3 separate regions of the Homo sapiens genome follow, and all the other regions are linked to region 1. The links are chromatin contacts, found by Hi-C or POLR2A ChIA-PET in ENCODE. All regions are on one chromosome and are shown on one strand. Each heading gives the region's core, a stretch centred on a gene start or an enhancer-like site at or near the end of the contact. The rest is flanking DNA. Distances are from core to core; before and after follow the strand shown. Region 1 holds the start of TMEM18 (transmembrane protein 18). Region 2 holds the start of PXDN (peroxidasin). Region 3 has its middle 280 kb from the start of MYT1L.

Evidence for each region. Hi-C counts contacts between places; a loop is a spot of excess contacts on that map. ChIA-PET counts read pairs that join two places held with the same protein, here RNA polymerase II (POLR2A). Pooled maps may share reads with other maps.
Region 2: a loop to region 1 is called in a map of ascending aorta, with 19 times the contacts of the local background. The contact joins the promoter of PXDN here to the promoter of TMEM18 in region 1. A Hi-C loop is called at or near these places in 8 of 168 maps with a recorded cell type or tissue (IMR-90, PC-3, ascending aorta and 5 more) and 14 of 50 pooled maps. POLR2A ChIA-PET finds 5 or more read pairs at or near these places in 1 of 52 experiments (H1).
Region 3: a map of gastrocnemius medialis shows a loop between it and region 1 (11-fold over the local background). The contact joins the enhancer-like site here to the promoter of TMEM18 in region 1. A Hi-C loop is called at or near these places in 2 of 168 maps with a recorded cell type or tissue (gastrocnemius medialis and naive thymus-derived CD4-positive, alpha-beta T cell), 2 of 37 single-sample maps with no recorded cell type and 9 of 50 pooled maps.

Annotation. Positions count from the first base shown.
Region 1 is chr2:673,559-678,655 of GRCh38, forward strand. TMEM18 (transmembrane protein 18) reads right to left here and starts at 3,848. Exons shown (of 5, transcript NM_152834.4): 1 at 3,731-3,848; 2 at 1,952-2,072. The coding sequence starts at 3,787. TMEM18-DT (TMEM18 divergent transcript) reads left to right here and starts at 3,814. Exons shown (of 3, transcript NR_183417.1): 1 at 3,814-3,915. RefSeq lists enhancers at 335-836, 837-1,336, 3,123-3,888, 3,791-3,890, 3,921-3,990 and a silencer at 3,381-3,630.
Region 2 is chr2:1,742,971-1,747,592 of GRCh38, forward strand. It overlaps PXDN (peroxidasin), which reads right to left and starts at 1,545. Exons shown (of 23, transcript NM_012293.3): 1 at 1,286-1,545. The coding sequence starts at 1,485.
Region 3 is chr2:2,611,351-2,615,698 of GRCh38, forward strand. No RefSeq gene overlaps it. Among named protein-coding and RNA genes, the nearest start is that of MYT1L, 280 kb to the left of the region's middle. Within about 2 kb of position 2,186, at least 14 of the 41 ENCODE cell types and tissues checked have a DNase peak (open chromatin) inside an H3K27ac peak, as active enhancers do; they include gastrocnemius medialis, where a contact is called at or near this core.

The DNA of each region.
Region 1 (5,097 bases), core at 2,598-5,097:
CTTCAACTTCCAAGGTAAATCAAACTAAAAATCCTTTCATTCTTCTTGATACACATCAGAAAGCAGATTAAACTAGGGGCTACGGTGAGCAGTCCCTCCACTTCCTCCCTTCAGGAATGGACTCAATAAAGCAGAGGAAAAGAATGCACAGGGAAAGAACCAGAGGGGAGGGGAGGGAGGAGGAGGAGGAGGAGGGGGAGGATGGGGGGGAAGGAGAGGAAGGAGGGGAAGGAGGAGGGCCAGGAGAAGCAGGACAGCCAGGCAGGTGAGAAGGGTAGGCTAACACAGGAGGTGGTGGGCATGGGTGCGGGGAGGAAGGTGTGGAGGGCTGACGTTACAGGGGGAAGGTGGGGAGGGTGGTAGGCACGGGAGGAAGGCGGGCAGGGAGGGTGTCACCAGGTGCTCCTCCTCAGCTATTCCTGAAATGCACCCTGGAGCAGAGTCTGAATCTTGAATCTTGATGGTGCTGGTTATAAGCTGTATAGCTGAGGGAGTTAGAGAACCTCTGCATGTTTCATTTATAAAAATGGGCAAATAAAATCCAACTCTTGGCTGGTTTGAGAAATGAATCACAGGAAATGTAATGGCAGGCAGCACAGTGTCTAGTATTACCCCGGTGTGAAAGCAGTCATCCTTCCCCTTATCCTAGAAAACATCAAACCCTTTGTGCAGTTCTCCAGCTGACAAAGCTATTCAGATCCAGGAGCTCAGCTGGTGAAGCCATCACCTTTCTTTGAGATGCCTGCCTCAGGGCCTCTGCGTGGGGCACTTGCTCCTGCCCTCTGCCAGCATCTCACTGCCTGGCTCCTGCCTATGCACCTTTTGCCCCTGGGTTCCCAGGGGACTGTGTGATTTAAATCAGGCCGCTCCTCCTGTTTCACTGTGTTTTTGGCTTTTCCATTGCAACACTTGTCACTGTTGATAACACAGGTCTGTGATGAATCACTGGTGCTGGTGTCCCCCAGGAAGCTGTGGGAGGCAAAGGAGCCCTGTCTGCCTGGTCCACTCCAGCACTCCTCAGGGCACCCTCAATACAGAGCTTGCTCTGAGCGCCTCACTTGCATAGGCCCCCACTGTGATGCAAACCCTCATCACTTCTCCAGTCTTTCTAAGATCATCTCTTCTTCAGATTTCCCGCTTTGCACACAGCCAGCTAACTAAACTTATCTGAAATTAGTTATTTTTAACTACCAAGCAAAATCTTCAGTGTCTCCCCAATGTTGAGAGTCAAGAGTAGCCTGAGCCAGGCCTCCAGGCCCTCCTCGCCTCTTCTACCCACACGTGTTCGTAACGCTCAGCATCAGAAGTGCTTAGGTCCTGGAGGGCTTGCAGTTTCTCTGCCTCTGATCCACACCTTCCATCTATCTCAGTCTCTGCATGTCGGGCTGCTGCCCTCCCAGGGCCGTCACCTGCTCCCTCTCTTTTCTTATTAACATTTTACTCACTCTTCACACCCTGTGCCATGATTTCAGCTTTTCTGAATAATCTTTCTCAGTCATCCTGTGCAACTCCCTAACTTCTCTAAGTTCTGTAGCCCTTATCCTTGAAACCAAGTTGGGCAATGCCTTATTTTATGCACAGAACTTTTCTTTCCCAGTTTGCAATCTTCCTCCCATTCAAAGCAGTGCATGAGCACAGCTGCCACCAAGGACGCATCTTGTGTAAAAGACAGCACTTCCGGAAACCCAACTCTCCTGTGTGCAGCTGGTGCTCAGCACCTCCCTGGTAGGCAACAGGAACTCAACAGATTCCTCTCAACTCTAACATCCAAAAAGTAGTTTTCTTTATAGCTTCCAAGAGTGAAAAACGGGAGTGCCCTGGGAGCAGGCACATGACAGAGGGTTGGGAGGTCTTGTAAAAATATGTATATATTTCGAAGACACAGACAGAACATACACAGTTTCATTTCACACAGTGATCTGAGTTGTGGAGTTTGTGTTGTTTTACTCACCTAGACACAGAAAGTGCCCGATCTGTAGTCTGTAGCTTCGGGAGGACAAGCAGGTGAGGAGCACGCAGAGCGCGTGGAAGGTGGCCAGCCCCATGAGCCAGGGCTCAGTCCAGTCCGTCTGCTGTAGGAACACACCAGCAGACACTCACTGTCCTGCCACTCAAGGCCGGGTTCACGGCCCACCCACAGCCTTCTCCCAGCGCAGGAGGCAGGGGCCTCTCACTCCTGAGTCCTCCTGGGCTACTCACCAAGTATCCAGAGAGCATTGCCAGGCCTCAGAGAAACATGGGGACAGGAAAGGGAGAAGGAACCAGGAGGATGGAAACAGGATTCTCCCCTCAGTGCAACTATAATTCATGGAATTCAAAGTTCAAGCACACAGAACTGAAGGCATCTCTGATGTGCTCCTTTCGTTTGTGGAACAGAATCATGTTTTTAAGGTGGGTATAATTAAAGGAATTACCATCCTTTACGATGATAATTGGTTATGATAATTGGTGACGACAAGGAAATTAAGACGATTGCTCAAAGAGATGCACTTGGCTCAGCCCCAAAGGTAAAACATGAATCATCATTTCAGACTCCTTAGTCAGCACTGAAGACCTCAGGGAATCTTGAGCCATCGCCACGTGCAAGACTTGATTTTCTCCAACCTCTCTGCAATACACTGAACTCTCCAGACAGTGCCGCACTCCGCCGCCTCCTGGACTCCCCGGGACCCTGCTGTACCTGGGGACAGTGTCTGGCTCAGGGACCTGAAGTAGCCAGGCTCAGATCCACTGCTGCTCAGTCCCCACCTGATGCTCAGATGCCAATCCCAGCAGTCCTCAACCCTCCCCATCCCCTCCTTGAGCGCCCTCCTGCAGAAGACAAGCCCTGCCCTCCAAGCTGCAGCCCCGCCCTGCCCTCCAAGCTGCAGCCCCGCCCTGCCCTCCAAGCTGCAGCCCGGCACAGCCCTCCAGAACTCCTGTGTCACTACTCTCTGCTGGGGACCGCAGCGGCTTCTCCAGAGCCGCGCCATGACATAAGGACACAAGCGCATCTACTCCCATCAATGCACCCACCAGAAGACCAGAGGCACGGAGGTGAGGGGAGCACGGCTTTCTGCCCAGACCCCATCGAGTGCCCATGTCACCCCTTGGCGGCCACGTGGGGCGTGGGCTCCCCTGGGATCTGTCAGACGAACCCGGCACGGCGCACGCCCCGCCCACACTGGGCAGCGTTCCTCCGTGCCACCCCACACGATCAGGCTCCACCACGCACGCCCCGCCGCACTGCCAGAATCCGCCCACATGGCCCAAGCCCCGCCCGCAAGACGCTGGACTGGCCGGCGTGCACCTCCCACACGAACAAAGCCCTACCCCTCGCGCTCCGCCCACACAACTCAGCCACGCCCGCACGGTGCAGGACGCCAGCCCAGCCCAAGCCCGGGCCACAGAGCGCCGGAGCCAGCTCACTGCGCACGCTCCTCCACAAGGCCCCGCCCGGCCCCGCCCCTCCCCGCCCAACGGCCCAGGACCCCGCCTAGCGCTCGCGCCCCGACGCCCGGCCCCGGCCCCCTCCCACAGGGCCCAGGACCCCGCCCACAGCGCGCGCCCCCGACGCCGGCCCCGAGCCACTCCCACAGGTCTCAGGACCCTGCCCAGCGCGCGCGCTCCGCCACAAGGCCCCGCCCACGGCCGGGGCCTTCTTGGCCACAGGCCGGGTGCTCTGTGGGGCCTACCCTACGCCTCTCCGCCGTCCTCCCCCGAACTGGTGGTTACGCGGGCCGCGAGTTACCGTGAGCACGGCTGGGATGCTGACGGGGAAAGAGCTGACAGAGAAGGCGGACGGCATGGTGTTGGGAAGCCCGCTCTCACAGCAACCGCCGAACCCGGCCTGGCCAGAATCCACAGAGGAGGGCGCCAAATCCTCTCTCGTGAGATCTGCCCTTCTCACGAAACTTGCGCTTGCTTCCTCTCGCGGTAATTTCATGGCATTGCTAGGTCCAGATATCGCGATATTTCCTGGTGGTCGCTGTAATACGGAAAACTTACTACGCTGCTGTGGGACTTGTGCTCGCTCCGCCAGGAGGCCGAGGGCGTCTTTAGTTCGTTAACAGAGGAGCAGGCGGAGGCGGGTGGAATTTAGGAGGTTTGTTTCAAAGGCTCAGGGCGCTGTACCGCCACGCCAGCCCTGTCCCACCTGGGACTCCCTAGAAGGGTCAGAGCATCAATGAGGACGGTGTCCGCCCCGAGACCCTGCAGGAGCCGGGGACATTGCCCACTCCTCGGACCCTGCAGGACTTGGGAAGGTGTCTGCTCTCGCGACCCTAAGGGCAGTGCACTCTTAGTCTGGGTCAGCTTAGGGTTATCTGTCTTCACTTTGGAGATTTACCAGATGTTCTTACGCTTCACTTCGTTGTTCAACGACAGATACAAAAATATAAAGTTAATTTTCTTCCAGCGAATTTTTTCCCTTTATTTTAACATCTATACCCCAACTTTGACATTTTCAAATTAAACATTCTGTTATTTTAACATCATGAATTATTAAGTGTATATACTTTAATTGCATATGTTAGCTCTTGAACTAGTTTAATGTTTCTAAAAATAGTTCTAGTGGTGGACTTTTTTTTTTTTTTAATAGCTTTAACCCCTCCCAGATCTTTCTTAAAATCTTTCCACAGTGTGGTCATTTCTGCTTATGCTACTTAACATGCATTCTCTCATTTCAGTGTAGAAGGTCATGGTTTCTTCTTATGGGAAAACATTTCTTTCATTGATATTTTTCTCTATTCTTCCTGTATTCAACTCCAGGAACATCCCGTTAGGTAGATAGTGCATCTTCCTCTCTTTTGTGTTTCTCAACCTTCCTCTCAAAACATCACGACTGTTGTTGCTGAGTTTGGGAAATCTCGGGCTTGGCTTTCCTGGTTTTTTTTTTTTTTTTTTAAGACGATGTCTCGCTCTGTCGCCCAGGCTGGAGCACAATGGTGGGACCTCGGCTCACTGCAACCTCCGCCTCCTGGGTTCAAGCTATTCTCCTGCCTCAGCCTCCCGAGTAGCTGGGATTACAGGTGTTCGCCACCTCACCTGGCTAATTTTTTTTGTATTTTTAGTAGAGACGGGGTTTCACCATGTTGGCCAGGCTAGTTTTGAACTCCT
Region 2 (4,622 bases), core at 295-2,794, 1.1 Mb after region 1:
TTGCTGGTGCCAAAAAGTCCTCTGGCTCAGCTAAGAAACGTGAAAACTATTTTTGGCATGCAGAAAAGTCGCTACAGGACTAAATTAGAGTCGGCGCCTGAAACGCAGCCCGCGTTCACAGATCCCGAAAATGTTGAATCCGACTCGCTTCAGAACACAGGAGGCCTGCAGCGAACTCTGGCGGCATCTCGGTACCTGGAGCCGCGGGGCGGAGGGATGGGGATTCCTGCTGTGGAGACCGTGACGCGGGACGGCCCGCAGGACAGGGTGTCAACCCCAACGCAACGCATCCGGTTAAACGTATAGCGCAACTGCGAACACGCTCGCGTGGATTAGAAGCGAAAGAAGAGAAATGCCCGAGGCAGAAACCCGCTCTGAGTCCCGGCTCCATCTAGACCCGGGCTGCCCCGAGACTACCGCGCGGCCCCTCTCGGGAACCCCGGCCGCCCGGCTCGCTCCGGGCGCAGGAAAAGCCCCTGAGAAGCGCGGGGCCCCCAGGACACCCCAGGAGAGGACGCTCCGGGCAGATGCGGGGGCACTGGGAGCGGGGGCGCCGCGGCTGCGGGAACTGAGGCTCCTCTGGGGAGGCTTCCCCGGCGCGGGGGGATGGGGTGGGCACTGCGCTCCAAGGGGCGGGGGAGGGGGAGAGGGCGGAGGCTGGGGGAGGAGAAGGAAGGGGGGGAGGAGGAGGGGAAGGGAGGAGGAGGAGGAAGGGGAGGAGGAGGAGGAAGGGGAGGAGGAGGAGGAAGGGGAGGAGGAAGAGGAGCGGAGGAGGGGAGCGAACAGGACGAGGAACGGGGCGGAGGGGGCTGGGAGGACGGAGGGGGCTGCGCCGCGCTCGGGGAGCGGAGGGGGACCGAGGGGTCCTGAGCGGGGGAAAGGTGAGCGGAGGAGGGGCCGCGAACCAGGGGGAAGCGGGAGGCCGGCGGAGCATGAGAGGGGGCGGCGGGAGGCGAGCGGGGGGAGCCCCGGAGGCTCCAACAACTTCCCAGTCCTGCGGGGATTCCGAGTTCCGAACAAAGGCGGCTACGAAGGCCGCGCGCACAGCGCTCTGTTCCGCCCCTCGGCGTCTCCCGCAGGGCGAACAAAGGCCCAGCGGGTCCCCGCGCCCAGGTCCCCCCACGTCCCCCTTCGGAGGTTCCCTTCTGCGTCCCAAGTCCCCAGGCCCCCCGCGCGCCCGATGCCCCCTCCACCCTCCGCGCCCCCCACCTCCGATCACCCCTGCGCTCCCGGATCTCCACGAAGCCCCGGACCCCGCGCCCCCGGCGTCCCCCGCGGCACTCACAGGATGGAGGTCTGCGGCGCCACGGCGGGCACGGCCTCCAGCAGCAGATGCATGCAGCGCACGGTGGTGCGGAAGCACAGGCAGCGGCTCGGACACCCTGCGCCCGGCTTCTGGGCCACCACGGCCAGCGTCCCCCAGGCGCAGAACAGCACGAGCGCCAACAGGCAGCGGCGCCCGGGGCCCCTGGAGCGCTTGGCCATGGCCGACGGCGCGGACGGACGCTCGGACGCACGGAGCCACCACGGCCGGCTCCCGACTGCGCCCGCCCGGCCGCGGCCCACGTCCCAGCTGTGCGCGGGGGGCGGGGGGCGCCAGCTGTGCACATGCGCGAGGCTCCTCCCGGCCCCTCTGAATCCCCGAGGGCGGGGCGGGGCGAGAACCCGGGGCCCCAGCGTCCGGCCTGAGCGCCCTCATCCCGGTGGGGCGGCCCGCATGGCCAAGGCGAGCGCTCGGGGGCGCGGAGGAGAGCATTGGCACCCCTGATTCTGCGCTCGAGACTCGGGGCTCGGGACCCTGGGGCCTACGCGAAGCTTCTCCACTTCTCTTACCCGTGGTTTCTGCCTGCGCTCACTACGGGTTTTTTAGTTGGCGCCTTAATGTTTGTAACACTTTTAGAGCGCTTGCTCTGATCCGGGCACGATTCCAGGCGCGCAGGCGCGCTCCTCTCTTTCTCCTTCTCCCTACCCGCAACCACGTAGGAAATTATTTAACGTTCCAAAAAAGCCCCTCATTCCTTTTGAGGAAACTGAGGCCCAAGCCCCAAAGCGCACAGCAAGGGAGTCTGCGGGAAGATTAGACCCAGGCGGTCCGGCTCCCCGGGGCCTGTCAGCCACCTGCTCTCTGCCGGCCGCCTGGCTCAGCACAGTTGGGAAAATGAAAGGTCCTGTGTGGAGTCCTTGGCGCGGCGCAATGCAGCCCCCGGGATTCTCGCGGCCTTCAGTGCGTGCCCTCCTGGGACAGACCTAGGAGGAGACCCAGGGAACCCCCCCCCCCCACGTCGGGTGTGTCTAGAGACAGCAGAAGACTTTGGAAAGGAGGGAAGACACTGCGTGAGATACGCACAAAGGTGGCGTTCTCACATAGTTCATACATTCTCTCCAATCATCTCACAAGGACCCAGTCTGAATTTCACAGACAAGGAAGGTGAGGCCAAGTTGCTGAACCCAGGCCACAGGGTGACGGTGCCAGATTCAGAGGCACAGCATGGGCGTGTTCCCGTCGCAAACCCCAAGTCTCAGCTGTGTCCCCGTGCTGGTGTTCTAGCCTGAGCTGCGTTTGAAAGCAGCCTGGAATGGGATTGGTGGGTAATAGGCTAGTTTCCTGTTGCTATGTTAAAACACAAAAGCAACTACCACGAGACATAGCCCGGAGGTCACAGGTGCATTGCTGACCACAGGGCACCATCTAAGGACTGGACCCCCGAGGCTGCTGGCAGGGGGTTCCAGTTCCTTGCCGTGTGGGTCTCCATGGCCTGCACACTGGACATGGCCTGATGCCTCCCAGAGCAGGTATTAGAAGAAAGAGGAAGAGAATGAGAGTACAACACAGAAGCCAGGGTAAAACCTAACCCAGCCTTGGAACTGGCCCCGCATCACACCTGCGGGGTGCATCCTCAGAGGTCGGTGGCTCCCGCTGACATTCCAGATGCCATCTTTCCTGCAGGATTTTATCCACCCTCTACAGCGGATGCAGCTCACACTCCGGATTCCATTTCTCCTGCAGGATCCTATTCACACACTCCGGTGGGCCCAGCTCACACTGCAGACAACATCTCTCCTGCAGGATACTATCCACACACAGAAGTGGGTCCAGCTCACACTGCAGACATCTCTCCTGCAAGATCCTATTCACACATTCCAGTGACTCCAGTTCACACTGTAGATGCCAAAACTTATGCAGGATTCTATGCACACACACTAGTGGTGCATTTCACACTCCGGATGCCGTATCTTCTGCAGAATCCTGTCCACACATTTCAGTGGGTCCAGTTCACGCTCTACATGTGCTCTCTCCTGCGGGCTCCTATCCACACACTCCGGAGGTGCCATTCACACTCTAGATGCCATCTCTCCTGCAGGACGATGTCCACACCCTCCAGTGGGTCCAGTTCACACTCTAGAGGACATCACTTTTGCAGGATCCTCTCTACACATTCCACCGGTGCCATTCACACCACAGATGCTGTCTCTTTGCAGAGTCCTATCCACATGCCCCAGGGCTGCAGCTCACACTGCAGACACCATCACCCCTGCAGTATCCTATCCACACACCTCAGTGGGTCCCATTCACACTCCAGAGGCTATCACTTTTGCAGGATCCTATACACACACTTTAATGGGGCCAGCTCACAGTCCAGAAGCCGTTACTCCAGCATGATTCTAGCTACACACCCCAGTGGCCCAGTTTACACTGCAGATGCCTTGTCTTCTGCAGGATCCTCTCCAGGCACAACAGTGGGTCCAGTTCACACTCCAGTTGCCATCTCTCCTGCAGGACCCTACCCATACACTCAAGTGGGTCCAGTTCACACTCCAAATGCCATCCACCTGCAGCATCCCAACCTCTCACTCAAGTGGGTGCAGTTCACACTCCAGTTGCCATCTCTCCTGCAGGACCCTACCCACACACTACAGTGCTCCACTTCACACAGCAGACATCATCACTGCTGAAGGCTGCTGTCCACACAGTCCTGTGGATGCAGTGCTCACTCCACATGCCATCACTCTTGCAGGATCCTACCCACACACTCGAGGCAGTCCAGATCACACTGCAGATGTCATCACTCCTGCAAGATGCTATCCATACACTCCAGTGGGTTCGGTTCACACTGCAGATGCCATCTCTCCTCAAAGATCCTGTCTACACATAGCAGTGGTTGAGTTTGGGTCCCACCCAAAGATTCCAGTGGGTCCGCTTCCCACTGCACACGCCATCTCACCTGCAGGATTCTCTCCATACACTCCACTCAGTCCAGTTTACATTCTACATGTCGTCTCTCCTGCAAGATTCTATCCACACACTCGAGTAGGTCCAGCTGAAACTCCATATGCCATCGCCCCTGCGGGATCCTGCGCACACTCTCCAGTGGGTTCAGATTAGACTCCGGGTGCCATCGCCCCTGCGGGATCCTGCGCACACATTCGAGTGGGTTTAGTTCAGATTCCGATGCCATCACCCCTGCAGGGTCCTGTCCACGCACTCCAGAGGATTCATTTCAGACTCCGGGTGCCATCGCCCCTGCGGGATCCTGTGCACACACTCCAGTGGGTTCAGATTAGACTCCGGGTGCCATCACCCCTGCAGGATCCTGTGCACACACTCCAGTGAGTTCAGCCAT
Region 3 (4,348 bases), core at 936-3,435, 1.9 Mb after region 1:
CAATCCTTAGCAAAATCTCAATGACAATTTTATAGAACTAGAAAAAAATTCCTAGCATTCACATGGAATCACAAAAGACCTCTAATCACCAAAACATTCTGAGCAAAAAGAACAAAGCTGGAAGCATTATGCTACCTGATCTCAAAACCTACTCCAAGGCTGTAATAATTAAAAGAATATGATATTGGCACAAAAACAGACACATCAACCAATGGAACAGAATAGAGAGCCCATAAATAAATCTGTGCATTTATGGTCAAATAATATTTGACAAAGGTGACCAGAACCCCCACTGGGGAAAGGACACTCTCTTCAATAAATGATGTTAGGAAAACTAGACACCCATAGGCAGAAGAATGAAACTGGACTCCGATTTCACCTTATAGACAAAAATTAATTCTAAATGGATTAAAGACTAAACTCTAAGACCAAAAACTGAAAAACTACTAGAAAAAAAAAATAGAGAAAAGCTTTCTGGCATTGGTCTGGGTAAAGATCTTTTGAGTTTGATCCCAAAAGCAGAGACAACAAAAGCAAAAATAGACAAATATGTTTATATTAAATTAAAAGCTTCTGCACAGCAAAGGAAACAACAGAGTGAAGAGACAGCCTGGAGAATGGAAGAAAATATTTGTGGAACCATACCTCTGATAAACAGTTAATATTTAAAATACACAAGAAACTCAAAAAAACTCCATACTAAGGAAACAACAAACCTGATTAAAAAATGGGCAAAGAACCTGAAAAGACATTTCTCAAAATAAGGCTACAAATGGCCAACAGGTGTATGAGAAAATGCTCAACATTACTAATCATCAGGGAAATGCAAATTAAAACCACAATAAAATATCACCTCATACCTGTTGTTACGATGCCTGTTATCAAAAGGGCAAGAGGTAACAAGGATATGGGAGGATGTGGGGAAAGAGAATCTTGCGTTGTTGATGGATACGTAAATTAGTGCAGCCATTATGGAATGCAGTATGGAAGCTCCTCAAGAAGTTAAGTAGAGCTGCCATATGATTCAGCATTTCACCTTCTGGCTATATACAAAGGAAATGGAATCAGTATGTCAAAGACAGACCGAACTCCCATGCTCCCTGCAGTATTATTTACAACAGCCAAGATATGGAATCCACCCAAGTACCTATCAACAGGTAAATGGATAAAGAATAGGTAGCATATATACACAATGGAATACTATTCAGCCTTAACACAATGGGGAAATCCTATCATTTGTGACAATGTGGATGACCTAGGAGGACATTAAGCTCAGTAAAATAAGCCAGAAACAGAGAGACAGATCCTGCATGACCTCAGTTTTATAGAGAATCCAAAAAAATCAAACTCATAGAAGAGAGTAGAATGGTGGTTATCCTGGCAGAGGGAAATGCAGGGAGGCATGGGGAGAGGCTGATCAAAGCATACAAAATTGTCATTAGGAGGAATAAGCTGAGGAGATCTATTGTATAACACGGTGATTATAGTTAATCATTAACTATATTAATTATATTATTAATATATTAACATGTATTGCATACTTGAAAATTGCTAAGACTACATTTTCAATGTTCGCAAGGTACACACACAAAGTATGTGAGGTAGTGGATATTGATTAGCCTGATTTATTCATTCCACAATGTATACATATATTAAAACGTCATTTTGCACACCATACACGTATTTCATTTTCATTTGTCAATCATTAAAACTAAAATTATTATTATTATTTTTTTAAAGAAAGATCCTAAACAGTTTTCTAAATATCTTTATTTTAGGTTCAGAAATAGTTTTCAGAGGCCTGGTGTTCCTCTGGGTCTTCTACCTGATGGGCTCTTTTCCTTGTTCAGCAACGTCCTTTAGGTCCCATGCTAGTTCTTTTTATTCGTGTTGTTTTCCTTTTTGTGAGTTTTTATTTTGCTTTAACTCTTCTTCAGGGAGAACTCAGTTGTCTAGGACTAGTGCCTGCCAACTGCCGCGTGGTTACATGAAGGAGCCTTGGATAGACTTGCTTCCCAGTCCTTAGCTAGAGTACAGCGTGATATGGAAGCGCCGGGCTCAGCCTCTGATTTAAGCCGCTCTGCGCACTGAGGACACCGCCCCAAACCCCATGACTCTACCCAGAATGCAAGCAAGATGGTGCCAGGGCGCACTAAATCCCCAGCATGCACTGCGACCGCCCTTAGTAGCAAGCGTAAACTACAATCCCCAGGATGCACTGCACCAGGGCTGCGCCTGCCTGGCGTCACGGGCGTGAATTACAATCCCCAGCATGCACCGGAGTAGCGGGCGTCATCAACAACCCCCTACGTGCCGCGCGCGGCCTCTAGCCCTCACCTGTGCTCTGCTTGTTCTGTGCATAAACAAGGGTCTATGAGGGTGCAGAGGGTGCTCTGAGGGGCGGGGGTGGGAGGGGCGGTGGGAGAAGACTATTCTGGCCACCAAAACGGCAGCACCGCTGCAACAGAAAAGATGCCTGCTTCTCTGGAGGGTAATGACGATGCTCTGAAGCTGACTGTGCTGCTGCAGGCATGCAAATCCTCTGACAGTTTTAAAGAGAGCACAGCACGCATTTTAAGACATGGCTCCACCAGCCTTATGGCAAGCGGAATTCTTATATAATGTGGCAATGTATGGACAGTCAGTTTTTGTTTTAGGGGGCGTCACAGATTGTGTTCACTTTGCATCTAGAACAGCTAGCCAGTGTCATTTCAATCTCTGGACGCCTTTAATTTGGGATGTGCGCATATGCATCTGTACTCTTGTGCATGTAAATCCAAGTGTGTGAGTGAGCACTTGCATTAAAAAAATAATAATAAAATAAATAAAGAGGGATTTCAAGATGGTGACAGCAGAGACTGAAGCCAAGCATAGGACCCTCCTGGCTGGGGCCCAGGTCAGTGACCAGGAGGTGGCTGTGGTGCACGACAAGGGCTACAAGTCCTTGTAAATGCAAGTGTGTGAGTACCAGTGCTCAAACATGTGCATGTATGCATATCCCCTTCTCCGGGAGAGAATCTCCTCCCGGTGGTGACATTGTTTACAGAGAAGGTTTTTACACTAGCTAGCTGAGAGGCTGTGACTACATCCATCCCCAGGCCTGAATGTCTGAACTACTAATCAGTATCCTCAGCCTGGCTCCTGCCTTCTGAGGATTTCCTCAGCCCACAGGCAGTCGTTCGAGCTGGGGCTCAGTGCTGTCTCTGTTAAGTCTCTCCAAGCCCGGCAGAAGACTCCTGAGACCACCCAGAACACGGAGCCTGTGCTAGTCAGGAAGGCTTGGGCTTTAGGGAACTGCTGTACCCCAAAGAGAGACAGCCTCCAGCTGCTTCTCTAAGACAGGCTGAGGCTCTGCACAGCTGGGAGTTGCTTGGAGGAGCAAGGGACAAGGTCGACCTCTTCTTCCTTCTTGCTCCCCAGGGTTCAGCAGGGCCACGGCATGCTTCCTAAGCTGTGTTCCTGTGGGCGCCTCCTCGGGGGTTATGTTTTTGTCGTTGATTTCAGTTTGTGTGCAAGGACAGAAGATGGAGTGCAGCAAACCTACGAAACTATCAAATCTGATATGAGCTCTAAGTAAAGCATAACTGCAAGGAGACAAGGGGAGCAGATGGTCAACAATTCTATTCAATGACGGAAAGCAGCCCCAATTAACCATGATCAGAACTAGGCTTATAGCCCTTGTCGTGCACCACAGCCACCTCCTGGTCACTGACCTGGGCCCCAGCCAGGAGGGTCCTATGCTTGGCTTCAGTCTCTGCTGTCACCGTCTTGAAATCCTCTTTTTCTTTTTTGACACGGAGCTTCACTCTTGTCACCCAGGTTGGAGTGCAGTGGCGTGATCTCAGCTCATTGCAACCTCTGCCTCCCAGGTTCAAGTGATTCTCCTGCCTCAGCCTCCTGAGTAGCTGGGATTACAGGTGTGCACCACCATGCCTGGCTAATTTTTTGTATTTGTAGTAGAGACGGGGTTTCACCATGTTGGCCAGGCTGGTCTTGAACTCCTGACCTCAGGTGATCCGCTAGCCTTCACTTCCCAAAGTGCTGAGATTACAGGTGTGAACCACTGTGCCCAGCCCCTCACATTTTTGAACAAGGGGCCACACATTTTTATTTTGCACTGATCCTCACAAATTTTGTAGCTACCAGCTGTCCTGACATAAACTTCCTCCTGTGGGCCTCAGTGTTCTTCTTTGCAAGATGGGAAGATTGGAATAAAAAGTTTTCAAAGATATTTTTGCTGCAAAACTTTTTTGTCAAAAAAGAATATATTTAGAACTTGAGACATAACCCATGTGATAGGGTAATATTTCAAATCCTTTCTTTTCTTTGTCCTTATGGTGCTGCTTCT